2 separate regions of the Homo sapiens genome follow, and region 2 is linked to region 1. A link is a contact called in ENCODE Hi-C or POLR2A ChIA-PET data. All regions are on one chromosome and are shown on one strand. The core of a region is the stretch at or near the end of the contact, and the rest is flanking DNA. Distances in the headings are between cores, read along the strand shown. Region 1 overlaps ABLIM3 (actin binding LIM protein family member 3). Region 2 holds the start of AFAP1L1 (actin filament associated protein 1 like 1).

What was found. Hi-C counts contacts between places; a loop is a spot of excess contacts on that map. ChIA-PET counts read pairs that join two places held with the same protein, here RNA polymerase II (POLR2A). Pooled maps may share reads with other maps.
Region 2: a map of Jurkat shows a loop between it and region 1 (3-fold over the local background). The contact joins the promoter of AFAP1L1 here to the enhancer-like site in region 1. A Hi-C loop is called at or near these places in 3 of 168 maps with a recorded cell type or tissue (CD4-positive, alpha-beta T cell, Jurkat and naive thymus-derived CD4-positive, alpha-beta T cell) and 1 of 50 pooled maps. POLR2A ChIA-PET finds 5 or more read pairs at or near these places in 1 of 52 experiments (WTC11).

Annotation. Positions count from the first base shown.
Region 1 is chr5:149,185,257-149,189,442 of GRCh38, reverse strand. The region is part of intron 3 of ABLIM3 (actin binding LIM protein family member 3); the gene reads right to left. Among named protein-coding and RNA genes, the nearest start is that of ABLIM3, 46 kb to the right of the region's middle. RefSeq lists an enhancer at 1,015-2,214. Within about 2 kb of position 1,747, at least 4 of the 41 ENCODE cell types and tissues checked have a DNase peak (open chromatin) inside an H3K27ac peak, as active enhancers do.
Region 2 is chr5:149,270,100-149,274,285 of GRCh38, reverse strand. AFAP1L1 (actin filament associated protein 1 like 1) reads right to left here and starts at 2,427. Exons shown (of 19, transcript NM_152406.4): 1 at 2,302-2,427. The coding sequence starts at 2,317. RefSeq lists enhancers at 827-1,366, 1,367-1,908, 1,909-2,448.

The DNA of each region.
Region 1 (4,186 bases), core at 498-2,997:
AATATTTTCTCCTATTCTATGGGTTGTCTTTTCACATTCTTGATGGTGTATTTTGAAGCACAAAAGTTTTAAATTTTGATAATATCTAATTGATATATTTTTTCTTTGTTGCTTGAGCTTTTGGTGTCATATGTAAGAAGGTTTAGCACAACTCAAGATCACAATGATTTATTCTTATATTTTTTCCTAAGAGTTTCTCAATTTTACCTTCTACATTTAGGTCTTCAATCAATTTTTAGTTAATTTTTATGTATGTGTAAAGAAAGAGTGTGAATTCATTTTTTGCATATGAATATTCAGTTTTCCAAACACCTTTTTTTGAAAAGACCATTCTTCCCCTCTTGAATTATCTCAACAGCCTTGTTGAAAATTAACCAACCATAAATATAAGTTTATGTTTATATTTTTGATTTTATTCATTTCTATGCCTATCCTTGTGCTAGTACCACCCTATCTTGTTTATTATAGCCTTGTAGCATATTTAAAAGTGGGAAGTGTGAGTTCTCCAACTTCGTTCTTTTTAAAGATTGCTTGGCTATTCTATGTCCGTCCCTTGAAATTCCATATGAATTTTAGGATCAGACCATCAATTTTGGCAAAGAAGCCAGCTGAGATTTTGATAGGGATTGCATTTTCTATGGACTGAATTCTGTCCCCACCCCCAATTCATATGTTGAAGCCCTAACCTCCAACATCCTAGTGTTTAGAGATGGGCCTTTGTGTGATAATTAGGTTTAGATGAGATCATAAGGGTGGGGCCCTCATGATGAGATTAGTACTCTTAAAACAACAGACACTAGAGAGTTTGCTGGCTGTCCCTCTCTCCCTTTCTCTCTCTGCCATGCGAAGACGCAGCAAGATGGCGGCCATCTGCAAGCCAGTGCTGCCATCTTAATAATAAATAAGTCTTTTATTTTATGAGCAAGGGACACCTTTCCATTTATTTAGGCCTTGTTTAACATTTTGTAGTTTTCATAGTACACATTTTGAACTTCTTTTGTTAAATTCATTCCTATGTATTCCTTTGATGCTATTGCCAGTGGAACTGTTTTCTCAATTTTATTTTCAGATTGTTTATTGCTATGGTATAGAAATATAATTGATTTTGGTATTTGATCTTATATCTTGAAACCTTGATAAACTTATTAGTTCTAATAATTTTTTAGTATTCCTTGGGATTTGCTATACAAGATCATGTCATGTGCAAATAGAGATTAGTTGTACTTCTTCCTTTTTAATCTGGATGCCTTTTATTTCATTTTCTTCCTTAATTAACCTAGCACAAACCTGAAATGCAATGTCAAATAGAAGTGGTGAGAGCAGAAATTCTTGTCTTGTTTTTGATCTTACAGGGAAATGTTATATATAAAATTTCGGTGCTGCAAAAGGAATAGCACTAGAATATAAAATTTTCTTTTTAATTCTCAGCAAGGCAAGTTATTACTATAGAACGGTGCGCCCTTACAGATGGAGCAAAGGTGAGGGTGCACTTGGACAAGGGAGGGGAAGAGGTTCTTATCCCTGAGGCACGTGGCCCCTGCTGCTGTGTCGTTTCCCTATTGGCTAGGGTTAGACCGCACAGGCTAAACAAATTCCGACTGGCTAATTTAAAGAGAATGACGGGGTGAGTGCTTTGGCGGGAGTCAGGGCAGAGCAGGTAGCAGGTAATCTGAATGAGTTAGGGTGGAGCATGTGATCAGAATGAGTCAGGGTGGAGTAGGTAATCAGAATGAGTCAGGGTGGGGTAGGAAATCGGAATGAGTCAGGGTGGAGTAGGTAATTGAAAAATGTTGCTTTACGAGGAAGTTAAGTTTAAAAGTAGAAGGCAAAGAATTGAACATACTAACGTATTAATTCTTTGAAAAGAAATTTAGAACTCATATCTAACAGAAACATTCGGTCTTTCACCATTAAGTATAATCTTAGTTGTAGGTTTGTCTTTGTTATAGAAAGATAGTTTTGCTGAATACATAATCTTTCCTTGACAGTTATTTCTTTCAGTACATTAAATATATTCTTCTGCTGTTTTCTAGTTTGCTTGTTGCTACTGAAAAGTCAGTTGTCTGGCCATTTACCATTTATACGCAGATGATTTGTCTTTTCTCCCTGGCTACTTTTAAGATCGGCTCTTTGATGATCTGAGGTTTTACTCTGATATTGTAGGTGGATTTCTTTTAAATTTTCCTGCAGGAATTTATTAGGTTTTCTGGATTCAAGGATATGTGTCTTTCAACAGCTCTAGATAATTCATAGCTGTTGTCTCTTCAAATATTGTCCTCCCACTCATGTTCTCTATTATCTATCCCCAGAACTCTGATTAGATATATATGTCAGGACCTCTCACTATATTCTCCATATATTAGCTTCTTTTTTATTTTTACCACCTTCTCATATTTTTGATCTATTATCTGTATAACTTTTTTTGGATGAAATCTTCTGTTTTATTAATTTTTTCTTTAGCAACATCTAATCTGCTATTTAATTGATACATTGAATTAATTTCAAAGATTATATATTTCTATTTTTAGAAGTTTTATTTGTTTCCTTTTCAAATCTTCTGCACTATTGCTTATAATGCACTGTTGTTTTTTTTTTGCTCATATTTTCTAGCTTGTTTAAATGTATCAATATAGTTATTATGTAATGACAGGAAATTTCAATATACAAAGTTGTTGAGGTTCTGATTCTGCTCGCCATTGTTTCTGCTGGCTCTCATTCCATTATAATTTGTATGTTTTTGACTGACTGTGAGTTACTCATTTTCCTGATAACACTATGTGTGGAAAGTCTTTGAGGCCTGGAATAAAGTTGAGTTCCTCCAAAGAGGAGTATCATTTGCTTTTGCCATTTGCCAAGTGGGAGACCGCTGTAACTTAAATTTTCTGCTTGACTCTATTACATATTTTATATATTGTTATAAATTTTTATTTATAACAAATATATAACACGAATATAGTCATGAATCCATGTAAAGGGTGGATTATGGACAGATATTTTCATAAGTAATTTTTCATAATTTTTTTTTTCTTTGAGATGAAGTCTCAATTTGTCACCAGGCTGGAGTGCAGTGGCGTGATCTTGACTCACTGCAACCTCCACCTCCCGGCTTCAAGCGATTCTCCTGTCTCAGCCTCCTGAGTAGCTGGGACTACAGGCACCTGCCACCACACCCAGCTAATTTTTGTATTCTTAGTAGAGGTGGGGTTTCACCATGTTGGCCAGGCTGGTCTCAAACTCCTGACCTCGTGACCCTCCCACCTCAGCCTCCCAAACTGCTGGGATTACAGGAGTGAGCCACTGTTTTATTCCCCTCTACTCAGTGCCAAAGTTGGAACAGGCAAGTTTCCTTGCTCTCTCCCTCTCCAGAGCCAGTTTATTTCTCATCCATCATATGCTGAGAATATTTTTTTCAGGGGAAACAGCTTTATACATAGGTCTCCTATTGGATTCCCACTTTGACTAGATGCTAAGCTTTGCCTCCTGTTCTCCATGATCCATTTAGACAACAGAGTAAAAGCTCAAGGTCTCCAAGGTTTAAGATAAACTATCAGGATGAAATAAGGCATTGGGAGTCACAGCAGGGTTTCTGTTTCCGTTTTTAGCCTTCGTAGATTCCTTCCTTTCATGTCAGCATGGTAGTGCATGTTAAAAGAGTCGTAAAAGAAATTCATAACAATTTTTAGATTCTTTAGATGAGAAAGCTATCTAATAGGGTACTTAATTGTCATGTTGATTGCTGTTGGAAATAAAAATCCTCTCATTTCTTTTACCTTTAAGCAAACGGACATTGAAAATATTCAGAAAAATATTGGTCTATTTTTTTCCCCTTAAAATCTCTGTTGAAAGAGATTCTACAAACTCCGTGTGGTAAATGTGAAAATGGCCAAATTATTCCGTTCTGTATTAACACCCTTGAAATCTGATGCTGCAGATCTCCCTACAAAAGGCAAAGTTTATTTCTCCGTGACCTTGAATCTGGGTTGGCCATTTGGCTTGTTTTGGCCAACAGCAGGACATTAAGCTGAGGGTTGAAAAGGTCTTACCTATTAAAGCTTGTTCTCTCATTGTACTTGGAGCTCCGAGACCACCATATGAACAAGCCCAAGCCAGCCCATTGGAGGATGAAAAGCTATGTGGAGACACTGGGGTTAGCAGCTTGCCAACCACTGCCAGCAGACCCACCCGC
Region 2 (4,186 bases), core at 1,178-3,677, 84 kb before region 1:
GTTGTATTTTACTAATTAAACCACTGTTGGAGCTCCTCACTGTGCACTATGTGCCAGGTGCAGTGTCAGCAGATTGATCACAATAGATCCACTCCTTGCCTTCCTGAAGCTTACTTCTGGGTAGGGAGGCCGACACTAAAGAGTCAGATAACTATGTCTATAAAGTTGTGACAAGAGGTGTAAAGAAAGATAGCAGGCTAGAAAAGCCTGCAGGGAGAGAGCAGGTCAGAGCCCTCCTAGGCTCTCAGCACCAAGGGATTCCTGGGAAGTCTGACTTCCTAGGAAGAGTGCTCTGGAGGCAGCCTTCTGACGTGGAGGTTGTTGGTTACCAAGCATTTAAAGTGAAGTGAACTATTGTCACTCTGTCTTAGGATGACACAGTGCACTTTCCACAGGCCTGGGTAGGCCTAGGTATGGATTTTTGTACTGGAGATCAGACAGGTTGGTATTTAAAAACTGGTGGGGAGTGGGGGTGGTGGAGAGGTTGGGGAGGTGGCGGGCGACTAGGAGTGTGAAGGGGAGGGGGGATGGTGGTATTTGCTTTAGACGCATTATGCAGGAGGTGGGAACAGCAGGACTGAGGGGTGTGAGAGGTGCCTCTTCTCTCTGTTTTTCCTCCCTGATGTACACTCTTCACACTTGCCTAGAAATCAGTTAACAGGTGAGAACTGCTTTACAAATCTAGGCCTCAGTTGCTAAAGAACCAAACAGAAGCCCACTCTCTTTCCTGCCTGCCCTTCCCAGTCCCTGAAGGAGAAGGTGAATGCAGTATTCTCTGTTGGGGAGGGGCAAGTGAGGAGGTTGAACTGGAAGCCAGGAGTCCCCTCTGGCCCTCTGAGCTCGCCAAGCCTGACTTTCCGTTTAACAGGAGTAAGGGAGGTTACCCCACACCTGCTCCCGGCTCATCCCTGCCCCAGTGCCTGCTAATTGCTCCCATGCCCCTGTTCCCTTCTTTTTTTCCTCCCTTCGGGGGCTCAGCACAGCAAACAGGCAGATGGGGGAGAGGTGTGAGATTATCGTGGGGAGGGGAATGAATTTTCCATTATTAATAACAGCAACAACAACAACACTTCGCCTGTTGGCACAGCACTCACTAGTTTATCTAGTGCCGTCACACCTGTGATCTCTTTGGATCCCAGAGGTGCAGACTGAAACCCTGGGGTTCTGATTCCCAGCCTCTGACACTGTTCACATGTCCAAGCAGGCCACTTCTTTACAGACACACACATGCCCATCTGGCCATTGCCAAAGGCCATGTCTAGACCTTTACTTAAAATGTGCGCTGCCGGGCGCGGTGGCTCACGCCCGTAATCCCAGCACTTTGAGAGGCCGGGGCCGGCTGATCACCTGAGGTCAGGAGCTCCAGACCAGCCTGGCCAATATGGTGAAACCCCGTCTCTGTTAAAAATACAAAAATTAGCCGGGTGTGGTGGCGCATGCCTCTAATCCCAGCTATTCGGGAGGCTGAGGTAGGAGAATCGCTTGAACCCGGGAGGCGGAGGTTGCAGTGAGCCAAGATCGCGCCACTTCACTCCAGCCTGGGCAACAAGAGCGAAACTCCGTCTCAAACAAAACAAAACAAACAGAAAAAAATGTGCGCTAGCCCCCTACGAATGCTGCCCTCTCGGCTTATGTCAATCTCAATTTCAGTAAGTCCCCTCCACTTCTGTGAAACGTCTACCAAATACACTGGAAAAGGGTCGGCAAGGTGCCTTGGAGACCATCTAGTCCAACTTTGTCGCTGGTCCAGAGAGAAGGGCTGGGCCGAGGACACAGCTGGTGCGGGATAGAACCACCCCCGCCTCCTCCCTCCCTGGCGCACACATGCATGCACACGCGCGCCTGCTCACGGCGCTCCTCCTTCTCGCAATGCCCTAGGCAGCTGCAAACTTCGGTCCCCTAGAGCTTCTCCCTAGGGGCTGCCCACAGCGGGTGTTTCGGGAGTTGAACCTGTACACCTTGTTTTCCCCTTTAGAGTGGAATGAGGTGGGAGGAGCTCGCTGTCCTCCGGAAACTAGAGGGGGATCTTTTATGAAGTTACAAATCGTTAGCCTATGAAAACTCTGATTTCACACACGAGAGGCGAGTTGGCCCCAGGACACGGGCGTTGACACGCACCGGGTTGTCCCGGCAGCCGAAGGCACCTTTGCATAAGCGCCGCGTCTCCCAGTCCCCTCCGAGCGTTCCTCAGCCCCCGCCCCACCGCCCGCCTCTCTCCCTCCTCCTCTCCGGCTTCAGATCGTCCAGTCTCCCTTTCCCGCCCGGCGCCGCAACAAGTGCGGGCGTCGCGGCCCCTCTTACCCTGGCCTCGGTCCATGGCGCCGGCCCGGTCCCCGGGGAGCGGGCCGCAGGGCGCAGGGGCTCCGGCGCGGCTGGTAGCGGCCGGCGCGCTGCGCTCTCAGGCCAGCCCAGCGGCCGGCGCTCTCTGCGGTCCCCTCCCCCAGACAGGATGCTCGCCGGCAGCCCCCGCCCCGCCCGCGCCCGCGCCCGCCCCTCAGAGCCGCTCCCGGAATAGACCCGAGCACGCCTCGCCCCCTGGGCCGCAGCCCGCTGTCCCGTGGTGCCGCACACGCCCCGCCGCGCCCTGCCGCTCGCTCGCCCTCCGCGGCGCTCCCACTTGGGCTTGGAGGACCCTTTTCCCCGTCCGCACGCGTTCGTTCCCGCGCCCGCGCGGCCTGCCCCAGCCCGGACCCAGGAGGTGTGCGGCTTTGCTTGCACTCCGCTAGCGATGGGGTCTTACCACCGCACCCCTCAGCCGGCTCCATGCCGGAATGCGGAGACTGTTGGAGCGCGTTTTTATCCTAGGGAATCAAAACCCCCTTCCCTGCAGCCGCCACCCATTTCCTGGCTTTGGGCTTGTCTTCTCCATTCGCCGCGGGTCTTTCTTGAGCACCTTCTAAGCCAGACAGTGGGCCCGCGGCGATGCCGGTGCAATGTCAGTGGTGTTGCGAAAGAGGAGTTAAATAATAACAAAGATCTTCAGAAAGAAAAGCACCTGGGAAAGGGAGAAAGAGAGGCTTGCTGAAAGGTGGGCAAGGGCTTGGGACACTTTCAACTTTTGAGGTTCCTTGTGTACTAAAACGTGAAAACATAACGAGGATCTGGGAGAATTCAGAAAAAGAATAGAAAAATGAGTAACACGTGAAAACATGCAGAACAGGGTGATAAAAAATGTGGAAATGAATACTTTTAGCATACAAAATACAGTGCAATATAAGTGTACTTTTCGCAAGATTGTAGAAAATATTGCTATGACCAGTGTGGAACAGTAATGGGATCTAAGTTTAAAGCTGTATGAAGAATGTCAACTTCTTCACCTTATTAGTATATCCCTGTGAAAATAGGTCTCACTCATTTATACACAATATCAAATGTCTGACTTTAAGACCCTTCATAAAGTCCAGGACCAATTGTTCTCCTAGACACTGCTCCTCCCACCATGGGCCAGGCCATGGTTTTCAGCTTTGAGCTGACCACTGTTCCCTACTTAGAACATTCTGGAACAGGGAACAGCTACCACAGAGGTATGGAGGCAACAAAAGGCCTGGGAAAGACCCTCCTGTACTTTCCTGGACTGGGAATATTTTCTTTTCTTCTTTTTTTTTTTTCTTGAAAAGTCTCCCTTTGTCGCCGAGGCTGGAGTGCAGTGGCGCGATCTCGGCTCACTGCAACCTCTGCCTCCCGGGTTCAAGCAATTCTCCTGCCTCAGCCTCCTGAGTAGCTGGAATTACAGGCGCCCACCATCACTCCGGGCAAATTTTTGTATTTTTAGTAGAGACGACGTTTCGCCATGTTGGCCAGGCTGGTCTCGAACTCCTGACCTCAGGTGATCCACCTGCCTCGGCCTCCCAAAGTGCTGGGATTACAGGCGCCAGCCACCTAGCCTGGCCGGGAATATTTTCTCTATTGCTTTTATGGGCAAATTAAAATTAACATTTTCTTAAAATATTGCATCAGTAATTTAGTGTGTGTGTGTGTGAGCACTCAGACCAAATGTGATGTTGTGAACAGTGTATGAAAACTTGTGCATGGCTCTTGTTCTGTTAGTTTGGTGCAAAAGTAATAGTGGTTTTTGCCACTGAAAGTAATGGCAAAAAACGCTATTACTTTTGCTCCAATCTAAATACTACATAGTATAATAACTTTTCGTCAATGAGGTTTTCTTGCTCATCTGTGCTATGGGAAG